2 separate regions of the Homo sapiens genome follow, and region 2 is linked to region 1. A link is a contact called in ENCODE Hi-C data. All regions are on one chromosome and are shown on one strand. Each heading gives the region's core, a stretch centred on a gene start or an enhancer-like site at or near the end of the contact. The rest is flanking DNA. Distances are from core to core; before and after follow the strand shown.

What was found. A loop is a pair of places that touch in the nucleus more often than their neighbours do. Pooled maps may share reads with other maps.
Region 2: a loop to region 1 is called in a map of aorta, with 2.1 times the contacts of the local background. The contact joins the enhancer-like site here to the promoter of LINC02502 in region 1. A Hi-C loop is called at or near these places in 1 of 168 maps with a recorded cell type or tissue (aorta) and 3 of 50 pooled maps.

The regions. Positions count from the first base shown.
Region 1 is chr4:119,936,822-119,942,833 of GRCh38, forward strand. It overlaps LINC02502 (long intergenic non-protein coding RNA 2502), which reads left to right and starts at 2,719. Exons shown (of 2, transcript NR_121639.1): 1 at 2,719-2,854.
Region 2 is chr4:120,047,770-120,053,781 of GRCh38, forward strand. No RefSeq gene overlaps it. Among named protein-coding and RNA genes, the nearest start is that of MAD2L1, 16 kb to the right of the region's middle. RefSeq lists an enhancer at 1,930-2,309. Within about 2 kb of position 2,267, at least 13 of the 41 ENCODE cell types and tissues checked have a DNase peak (open chromatin) inside an H3K27ac peak, as active enhancers do.

The DNA of each region.
Region 1 (6,012 bases), core at 1,469-3,968:
TTCAAAATCCATATTTCTACCCAAAGTTTGTTTGTTCTGATTTAACTTTTCTCTAAGGCAAGCTAGGTTTTCTCTATAATGCTCCTCCATAACTTCCAACCCCTTTCTGGCAGAGTCTTTAATGTCTGTATTTTTACTAACAGTCTGTTCAAGACAATCTAGGTGGTGTTTTCTCTAATGCTCCTCAGAATTCTTCTAGCATCCACTTAATTCTGATTCCAGTGCCACTTCTGAGTTTTTAGGTGCTTATCACAGCAGCACACCATTTTCAGGTACCACAGTATAAAGTTTTTATGCATTTATAACAAATTACCATAATCTTAGTGGCTGAAACCAATGAGAATTTATTATGTTACACAATAAGGAGATTACGTAGGCTTGACTGGGTCCTCTGCTTAGGGTCCCATAAGGCTGATCAAGGTGTTGTCAGGGCTGCACTCCTTACTGGAGGGTTGGGAAAAGAATTTGCTAATGAGCTCATTCAAAGTTTGGGGTAAATTCAGTTACTTGAGGTTGTATACTGAAGTCCCCTTTCCTTGCAAGCTGTCACGTAGGGCTGGAGTTTGCTCCTAGGGGCTGGCTATATTCCTTTTCATGCTTTTCATGTGGCTTCTGCCAGCAGTGATAGATCGACCAGAATTTTTAGCATTGTATCACCCTTGAAATTTGGCATAAAATGCTATCATTTGTTTTTTGACCACTGACTTTTTGTTCTTTAGTATTTGATGTGTGCAGGAAAGCACTTTTTTTTTTGTGATAGACACCTACAATGAGAAAACCACATCATTGGAAGGTTCTTAATGAACCCTGCTAATCCATAGCTCAGGACAACTCAGAAGAGTTTGGAGGAAGCAGAAGCGGCATCTCTTTCTGTTCAGTGATTTGTTGCTTGTGTCTAATACCAAGTATGTATACACGACATGCTCTCCTGATTATCATAAAATGCATTTTTACTAACAAATTACATTTCACTAATCCTTACTATAAGAAAATATAAAATAATTTTTCTTCTGCTTCTGCAAATGCTTTGATTTTTCATTTACTCAGCAGGTATTCCTGGAGGTCCTGTTATGTGCAGTACCCTTGTAGAGAACATAATTGAGAATGTGACAGGCAGGGTCCCTCTTGCCTGGGGCTTAATGACAGATGATAAAATAAGATGGGATATTGCAGATTATAATTAGTGTTTCTGAAAGGAAGAGAGATAGGCTGCCATGTGGAGAAAAAGATGTTACAGGGTTAGAGAGGTGTCATCCAAGAGAGCCTCTCTGAGGTAACATTTAATGATAACATTTAAACCTGAGCTCTGGGATGAGAAGCAGCAGCATTTCTAGACCAGGGGCCTGAAACTTCTAGGCTGAGAAGACAACAGGCTTAAGGTGGGTATAGCTTGATCCTTTGGAGGGAGGGGCTCAGGGAAGGCTGATGTGACTGGAGAAAAATGCCTGGGGAAATTATGTGAGATATGAGGGTGGTCACACAGCTGTCCACAGGGCAAAGTGAGGGGTTGGAATATTATCCTGAAGGGCCTCTATAGGAGTATCCAAATCAGGTAAACATTTTTAGTATATTGCTCTGGCTGCTGGGAGATAATAGGTTGAAGGGCAGGCAAAAGTGGAAGAGGGGAGACTGGTTAGGGAGTCAATAGTCCTGATAATTATGATAAGGCTTCATCCTGGGAGTGGCAATAAGAATGAAAGACGCAGAAGAGAGATTTGGCATCTATGTTGGAGGTAGAACCAACGGGTGTACTTTCCTCTTCACACTGTACACAAACAATACCCAGCCTAGAAAAATGCTGATGACTTAGTAAATGTCTGAAGGCAGGGAGATGGGAAGAATTGAGGTGTATGGCCATCTGTTTACCTGCTCCATCTCTGTTTTCAATATTTATGAAATATCATGAAAGACAAAGAATATTTTGATGCACAAAATCTCATAAAGAAGCTTTTTAGTCACTGGAGAAAAATAAAGTGCTTCTTTGTTGACATCATCCTGGCTTGCAGTTTTGCCATGTCATAGATAAGACATGCAAGATTAAGTACTAATTTTTAAAAATCTTATATTTAATCTGAGTGATAATAATGATAGGTATGATTTCCCACAGGCAGATTATGTGTCAGGTCTTATGCTAAGGACTTTATGTACCCAATCTTGTCTAACCCTTACAGCTGCTCTTGTAAGATTGAGATGGGGCTATTTTCCATATTTTACGGGGGTCCTTGGTGTACAGAGGTCTAATGGCTTTGCCCTGGTCACCACATTAGTAGTTAGGGGAGTTCACATTTAAAATTTGATCTGTGTATCTCAAAGCACAGGCTTTTACCCAACACGTGGTGCTCTTGCCTCTATTCTTTATTTATTTTCTTTGGATTTTATAAAAGATTCCACAACCATTTGGTTTTCCATCACCACTGAAATCAACCTTTCCTTCGTGGTGCATAAAAAAACAACTGTCATCTGCTTGGAATCTAGTAAAACATGGAGCACATTGCATAATGAAAGAAGAAATAATTGAGAAGTCCAGCTATCAAAAAAAGTCAGAAACAAAGATGAAGATAATATGTTTTGGATGAGAGCAATTGCCTACAAATATAACTGTTGAGGTGGTGATGTCATAAAGAGAACAGAACAAAGATTGTCTAGGCCTTGGCATGAGATCCAAGTGAAGTGCCCTGAAAAAGCCACTGACAAAGATAAGTCTCTATTTTTAAAAGCATTACAACTAGTTACCATTCTCTGTATTTAACCCAGCGAACTACATATCGGAAACTAAAATTTATTGGAGAGATTCTCAGAACCATACTAGAAACATTACCGAGGTCTCATCTAGTTTTCTCTACTGCCTTCCAAGGTAGGTTTTCATCATTTCTAGGTTTTAGATATGAAAACAGAGGCTGAGAAAGGGTCAGTAAGTGGCCCTGGGAAATTGCAGGGAGGGACTGACTAGAGTCCAGGCCAGCTTTCAAGGCAAGACTGTGCTCTTTCTGCCACCCCTCATTGTACCCAACTGGGCTCAGCCTGAAAGATAAACAACAAGAGTGCTCATTGTGTCCTTCTTCGGACCTTGCAGACCACTCACATTCAATTTTTAAGGGGAACATATTTTCCTTTACTTATTTTGTCTTAATCTTTGTAGTTATGTTAGTATTTAGAAAGAGTAGCCCTTTATTTTCTTACCAGAAGCCATTTGTTGTCCTGGACACCAATAACCCTTTAATGGGTTTTATAGAATCTATAGTATTCTGCTAAAAACATTTCCTATAAAGACAATGTTCCCTTTCTGTCTGCTAAAAAAAAATGTATCTATGGAGGAGCTGAATTTTTATTTTGCTTGGCTCATTATCACAAAAGATGTGCAACATTTTTCATTTTTTGCATACTGCTTTTGAGATGGCTCTTTGCATCCAAGCAAGGCTTTTTATGATGTGAAAAAATTTGTATCTATATATTTAATAACATCTTTGTTTAAGAGACTCAGTTCCTAGATTATTTTTGTATACTTTTTACATTCATTGGGAATATTAGAAAGTGAAAGTGATAGAAGTTATTTTAATTTGGTTGTAAGTCCAAGGCCCTTGAGATAGAAAACAGATTTTTTTTTAAAGTTTTCTGTCAGTAATGAATGCTGATGCCTTGTACTAGTTTTTATCATAATTTTTAGGAAATTAGGTACAAGCCTTCCCACAGTAAACATCTGAGGACATTTATGTTTACCATTAGTGTGACAATTTTTTTTTCAGGGAAAAACAACTACTAAAAAGAAATAGCTCCCTGCAACAACAAATATTTCTTCCCTGTCACATCTCACTCTAAAAAGGAGCATTGTATTATACCTTGAATCAATTAATCTGTTCAAATTAATAATCTGAATTTGGTGCCTAGTTTTTCCACTATCCATAAAAAGGGAGTGGAATGATGTAGGTTGCACTGGGCCTCAGCTCACCTCCAGGCTCTGGTTGGAAGCTCTCTCGCTTTTTATGTTGATGCTACAGTAATCAACTCAAGTGGAAAAAATAGTTGACCAATTGCCACATTTGTATTTTGTCAAAATAAGTAAATTTTAGTTTGTGTATTATAACAAAAGGGATTTAAATGTTTGTTTCTTCACAAAGGCATTATGTTTGCTCCAGTTTCGCTGGATGTTAATAGTAAAAATTATTCTGTGATTATTGTCATTTATTTTATATGACATTAAAAACTTCTGTTCTCATTAAAGTCAGTTGAGGCCTTTGTGAGCACTCTTGGTATTCATTTGAATGTTAAATGAGAAGTTATTTTTTCAAATAAAATTATGGCTTTTTTTAAAGACAGAATCTGCTTTATAAATATTAATATATTATTACTAGCAGAGATCCATGAAAACTTTAAAGAAAGAGGTTGTACTTGGCCTACATCCTCCTTGTCATCACTACCATTATATTTACTTGTAAAAGAATACAGAAACAATGAAAAATGAATTTTGTTTATGTCAAAAGATGAAGATGACTATTAACTTGTTATAGTTATGGAATTGCAAACAAATACTTATGAAATTTACCATGATACATGACCCTTACTCCCAGGCACCTAAGGGAGCATCTCTATCTTAGAACTGTGGAAATATCCTTAGAATCCTGTAAATTTCCAGGGTTCACTGGGGCTTTTTCTCCAGTATAAACACTAAAATAGATTTCTCACCCCTCCTCCTCTTTCTCCTCCTCCTCCTCCCTCTTTTCTTCCTTCTTCCTCTTTCCCTTCTTCTGCTGCTACTCCTACTCTTCCTCATCTTCCTCCTCCTCCTGTGAGCCAGTTTATATTAAATTCACACTTTCTTATTTCTACTGAAATAGTATAATAGTGTCAATGACTGAGAGTGAAGAAACATAGAGGGACCCTAAGAAAATCCATTTGAGTACAAAGCTATGTTGTAATACATTTTAAACATTCCAAGGTGGTATCTAGTTTGTTGATATAATGTTATGAGATTTATCCCCTCATTCTCAAAGAGCAATCCCATCAGCAAGCCTGATGGTCCTGGGGAAAGGAGGAAGGCTGAGGGTAGGAAAGATGAAGGGAGTACATCATGAACTATTCTTCCACTCAAGAACTTTAGAAGGTGGGTCAACACCCACAGATGCCAAGTGGTTACAAGGATAGGCTTGCAAGTTAGGTTGTCTGTGTTATAATGTGGGCAATTTACTTTACCTCTCCATGAGTTTCCTCATCTATAAAATGGGGCTAATACAGACTAGTTGATGTATTAGGTTGGTGCAAAAGTAATTGCTGTTTTTGCAATTTCCGGATTAAATGAAACAATGTGAATAAAATATTTAGAAGAGTGATCGGCACATGGTAGATGCTTAGTAAATATTGTAGGAGAATATAAACTTTGTTCTGGGGTCCCACTCTGTCACCCAGTGCAGTGGTATGATCACAGCTCACTACAGCCTCAACCTCCTGGCCTCAAGGGATCCTCCCACTTCAGCCTCTGGAGTAGCTGAGACTATAGGCATATGCGACCACACCCAGCTAATTTTTTATTTTTTTTTTATAGAGATGGGAATCTCACTCTGTTACCTAGGCTAGTTTTGAACTCCCAGGCTTAAGTGATCTTTCCACTTCAGCCTCCGCAAGTGCTGGGATTATAGGAATGAGCCACTGCACCTAGCCTCCTGTTTTGGGCTTTTAGATAACTCCTTGATTTGGTTTCAAAAAACTGGACAGCATGAGCACATTACTGAACTAAAAGAAGAATTACTCAAATAAATTTTTCCAAGTCCTCATATGTAGAAGTTTCCACACAGAATCTTCAGATTTGTACATATAGATACTTATATTAGAAAATCTAAAAATCTATAAAAACAAGCAGGTGTTTGTCACATTTCCAATGGGCCATATAGTGTTAGTTTGATAATGCCTTTAGAGGTGATATCTAGAAAAATGATTTTATCTGATAACTAATTGTTTCATAAAAATCTTCAGATACACAGACATAGGGTAAAAAACATTTAAAAAAATTTCAGGAAAAAA
Region 2 (6,012 bases), core at 1,017-3,516, 110 kb after region 1:
AAAAAGCTTTAAATCAGAAAAGACAAGAACAAGAGACAAAGGAGGAGACAAAGAAGGACATTGCACACTTAGAGGGTTCAACCCAGCAGAAGTTATAACAAGTATAAACATGCATGCATCTAAAAACAGTCAATTAAAATACATAAAGCAAAAACTGAAAATTGCATGGATAAATAATCAGTTCTACAATAATAGTTGGAGATTTTAATATCCCACTGTCAATAATGAATAGGACAACCAGACAAAAAATAGGTAGGAAATAGTGAACTTAAACAACACATGAATCAGCTATATCTATCAGACAAAATTATGATTACAAAAAGAAGCATGGTGGTTACCAGGGGCTGGAGGGAGGGGAGAATGAGGGGTTATTGTTTAATGGTAATAGCATTTCCATTTTACAAGATGAAAAAGGTTATGGAGATGGATGGTGGTGATGGTTGCCCAACATTATGAATGTATTTAATACTACTGATTGTACACTTAAAATAATATGATGGCAAATTTATGTTATGTAAAAAACAATTTAAAAAACTAGAAAAAAATGAGAAAAAAGCCAATAAAAATTATTCTTGTTATTTATTTTAATTTGATAGATGAGCTCTTAATAGAATAACAGTGACAGAGTCTGTGTCTCAGTCAGCTCAAGCCACCATAACCAAATCCCATAGACTGGGTTACTTAAACAACAAAAGTTTATTTCTCACAGAAAAAAATTATTTCTCACAGGAGGTTTAAAGTCCAAGATCAAGGTGCTGGCATTTTCAGTTTCTGGTAGGGGCTCTCTTTCTGGCTTGTAGACAGCCACTTTTTAACTATATTTTTACATGGCAGGGAGAGAGAGAGGTGAGGGCGTCAATATATGAATTTAGGGGGACACAATTCAGTCCATAGCAGTCTCTCATTTATTTCTTTAAACTGAATTTTCACCCTAAAAATCACATAGAAGAGATAGTACAAGGTGATGCTATGCCAGTAATACCAACATTTAAGCACATCACAAAGACAAAACTACACTATTTCCTCTTTCTCTCTTTCTCTCTCTTTCTCCCTCTCTCTCTTTCTCCCTCTTTCTTTTCTATTTTCTTAATTCTATTTTTTCTCTTAAAATTTTTAATCGATGATAAAATGTCTGTATAGAAAAGGAGGTTGTATACTGTTAAGAGCATGAGCTCTGGAATCAAACTACTACCTGGTTTTGAACCCCTGATCATTACTCACTACCTATGTGACACTGGGAAAACCAGTTATACTATTAAAGCCTCCATGTCCTCATCTGCAAGACAGAGATGATGATAAGTTACCTCATAGGGTTGTTATGAATTTTAAATAATACCATAGAAAACTTTCTATGGTACCCAACATAGCAATCTCTCAGCTAATGTCAATTATGCTTATGGGAAGACTTTACATTTCAAAATAGCAAGCAATATTACAGATATTCTTCCATGACCAAAGGGAAGGCAGAGAGAAAAGGTAGTAAAGTCAATCGAGCAACTACAGGTGGCCAAGCTCTTTGCCAGGTAGTTCATGTACATCATTTGCATTTCCTCGAAGTAGCCTTATGAGATAAGAATTTTCATTTTTACAGATGGAGAAACTGAGGCTCCATCAGTTAAGTAACCAAGAGCCACATACCGAACAATTCAGAGAGTCCAGTGTGTCTGATTCCAAAGTCACATGGTGTTTCCACAACGAAACATTGTTTCCTCCCAGATGTGTGTTGGCTCGGGGGGCAGGACTATATTTTAAAGCACATCGCATTTAGGCAGGCTCCTAAATTATTTAGCTGGCATGTACATGCGAATATCGTCATCATCCTTCAGCGTTTGTATTCGGTGCTCATACTCCACTCAATCTCTCCTCCCCAAAATGGCTGGTTCTGGAACCCCTAAGCACTTGGCAGCATGTTACCAACTCTCAGACAGGAAGTTTTCATTCTCTTCCACAGTTGATAGTCGATGCCTGAGACTTTAAGGAGCCACACCGCGGGCTTGAGAGACGCTGGGAGTCGCAGTCAGGACTGCGAAAGAACTCAAGTGATGATTCACCTCCTGAGGTCTACTTGCTCACATCTCTATGGCAGATACCGGGCTGCGAATTGTGGCTCCCTTTTGACTAAACCTTTTCACTCCCTGCTTAGCCTGGTCTCTATCCTGGGTCACTGCCACTGTGAGTAGTTTCGCTTCTAATTCTGGCCATCTGGACCTCTACTTCCCAGTTCCTGATTTTTGCCTCCACAAAGTGAAGGATGCCCAGGCCCTGAGAGCAAGCACGTACTCCACTGCCCTTTGCTGCCCTCTGCTGACCATAACTGGAAATGATGGTTACTCTTTCAGGCCCTGTCTCAAGGCAGGTACTACAGTGAGAAGAACGAAGCCTGGAACACAAAATTTTGAGGGTGAGCCCCCAAACTAACTAAATTAGATAAATAATATTTTAATGCAATAGTTTTAAAAGTCAAAATAACTGTAAAAAATACATGATGAACAAAATATGTAAATGTACCCTAAATCATACTCCTAGCTTCTGTGTACACAAGCCATGGCATCTGTCTTTTTATTAAAGGGAAAGTCCTAGTATCACAGTAGAAAACCATGCTACCAGTATTGATCACCTTTTTTCCATCATTCACATAGATTTTTAAAACTCACAAAATTTAGAAGAAATAAACAGCAAAAATGAGAACGTCCAAGTGGAGCAGATATACTAGGTGACTCCTGAAGAAAGTAGGTAATTAAGAGAACAGAAGAAAAATTGATCTTTCAACAAATATTAACATCTTCATAGTTAAGAAGCAAATGAATGGGTGGCTAGAATCAAGCACAGTAAAAAATGTTTATGTTTTATGTTTAATTTCTTGGATATTAAAGATATAGGCTAAATGAATAATTTCATAAGAAGGCTTGAAGATTGAGTTTATGGACTCCTTTTCTATCTTGTCACTTGGAACATTCATCGTTCAGTATTAATGAACTAGATTACATTTTCTCCCCTTAATAGGTAGACTCATGCTATTTGATCAATCAATAAGGGGTAATTCAATAATCAGGATAATGAAAATGCTATTTCAATTTGTAGAGTCAACAAATCAACGAAACTGGAAGACAATAATAACTATAAAAGAGAATCTAACTAGTATTAAAATTGATAATGGAAAAAACACAAAAGTCTGAATGTTAAGGTAGCAGAGAGATGTGGCCAGCAATGTCAGACACAAATTCTTGTACCTTCTATAGCAAGGAATCAACATACTAAAATTGATGTAACAAAATATAGAGCTTGAACATATTCTTTAAAATTATAAAGATAACCACCAGAAGAAAATAATATGACTAGAAAAACTCAGGAGTAGATGGATAAAGAAATACGAACTAAGTTTCTCATCTTTCAATAGATGTGACCTAAAGTTGAAAAACAACAACAAAAAAAATAGTAATATTAACATATGCTTAAAGGTATGGTGATAACCACTAACAGAACAAAACATGTTTGAAAATAAGGAGCTAGATTAGACGTGGGGAGTGGGGGAATGAAGACAGGTGGATAATTTACTCTTCACTTGGTACCATTCTGTACTGTTTGATTTTATTAACTTATGAGCATATTAATTTTACACTATAAAAGTTAAAAAAATGAAAACAAAACTTTCTGCAGCTGCAGCTCTTGGCACTATTTCTTTCCCCAGCTGCAGTCACTCTCCTCATACTCATGGTTAGGTCCAATTGAGACAGGAAGAAATTAAAGGGCAACAGAAAAAGTACCTGCCCTGAAGTTCAGGGTTTCTGGGGTCTTCTTTCAATTTACTGTGTTCTGTCTTTACAGGGGCCTAATTCTTTGGAATACTAACTTTTGACTATTTCAGTCCATCAGATCTAGAATCTCCTTAAAGCTTTGCTAAACTTTGACATCATTCTCTTATTTCTTGAGAAGAGTAAGCTTGACTCCCTGGCTCTTTCTGTGATCCTTGAGTTTTAACTTCTTTTTTTTTTTTTTTTAATTTTGACTATGGTTAACTATTGGTCAGCTGGGACCAACCTGACCTGCCCAGGTAGGAATGAAAAGCATATGGAATAGTGGTGACAATTACTATTATCTGAATAAATACAATATGATATATTATTAAGTTAAAATAGTGCTAAGGGAGTAGAGTGATGGTCACTACTCCATTCCTCATGTTTCCACAAAGGAGAGACTTCACGCTCCTAGAGAGAACGCACCTGAAGATATTTGGGAATAGAGGTTTAATCTAGACTAATCACAGTCTTGCACTGAAGTGCTAAAAGCATGAAATGCAAGACATGAAGAAATCAAAACATCTAAATTTTCTAAGAAGGAATAATGTCTCAAATGTCATTCACTGAGAAAGTAGGTAATATACATGGGGAGTTTGCCAGAAGCATTGCCACTACACCTACCACCACCACCACCACACACACACATACACACACACACACTAAACATGTGGAAGCATAATTGTTGATGGGCAGTTTCTGCTCAGTGTATATAGATTTACAGCCTGTGAACTCTTGACACTGGCACCGCTGGCTGGCCCTCCCTGGAACAGAAACCCAGCTGTTTTCAGGTCCTTCTGTCTACAACACAGGTACCATTAAGTTATCTGCCATGCTCTTTGGGTGGCGACAACCGTGTCAAAAAAGATTACACCATTCACTTAATTTGGGGACCATAATTTTGCTTGTAATAACTTACATAGTGGAGCCACAGTTTCTTTTGTGATTAGTTACCCCTTGGAGAGCTGAATTACTTAGAAATTTGAATTAATTTTGAAAAGACTGAAGAAGCTGTAACCATTCCTATGAAAGACGGCCCAGGTTATAGCTGAACTTATAGGAACCCAGAGATCAGTGTAAGACCCTCTGGCTGAGAATGAGCCAATTGTATAGAATTGGGAATGAAGGAATTTGACCTTAATTTCTATGGGCTTTTCATTTGCAAGGGAATTTAGTCTGGAGGGTTAAAAAATGAGAAGAGTTTCATATTGTTCAACTTTAGAATATTTTTATGTTGTTGATCTGGTCTTGGCATTCATGAATACATTCATGAATGTATACATGAATATAAAATGAATACATTCATTAATTCTGGACAACATGACTGAGCATAATCAGTAATAGGAAATAGAATGGGGAATACATTTTCTGCTTAGGGTGCTGCATGCAGTTCTGTCTGACTCATGTTGCTAGAGACTTTTGTTGGCAAAAAGCGAAATGCCCATTGGCAGCTCTGGAGGGAATTAGTGTGGAAAGAAGGAGGGTTTAGGAAAGTGAGAACATGACGGCCCTGTGAGCAAGCAACTTCCCTGCTGAGAGGAACAGCCCACCCTGGCTTACTTCCAAGTTGCTTAAGTCCAGTGGGTTATGACATTGTTTCCCAGCCTTCCTTCATATGTGGCCTTCGTGTCTGCATATCGCTCACACTAATACTGATATAATATTTTTCCTTAAATATTGTGTATACTTTTAAAATCTTTCGCTCAATTTTTTACTCATGATAAACAATGTTACATATTTTTCTGATTACAACATATATATTACTAAAACTTTTTAAAAAAATGCCTGTCATCATGCTACCTAAAATCAACTTACATAATGCCAGTGGAACACACACTGTAATATACCAAGAGATGAAAAAGCTGGCAAATAGCAGGAGGGATGCTTGTTACTCCACTCTTAGGGTTTCTGTTCCAATCCTGATGACAGAAAACAGCACTGGAGTAACGTTCTGGGGCCCTCTCTCCACTTTTTCTCTCAGCCCATCCCAAGCAGCAAAGAAGAAATTTTTCCATGGCTTGTAGCAGCTCGAGTACAGTGCTTTCTAATTTTGCCCTTGGCAATTCAGCATGCAAGGCTTCCTCCTAGGTTGGAGTTGGGCTGGAGAAGGAAGAATGAAGTTGTCTGGCCCTTCCACCTGTGACTACACAGGCTGCTTGGTTCACTTAAGAAGGAGTAGCAAACCCTATTTCTGACTTAAGTGTAAGGCTCATTCTCC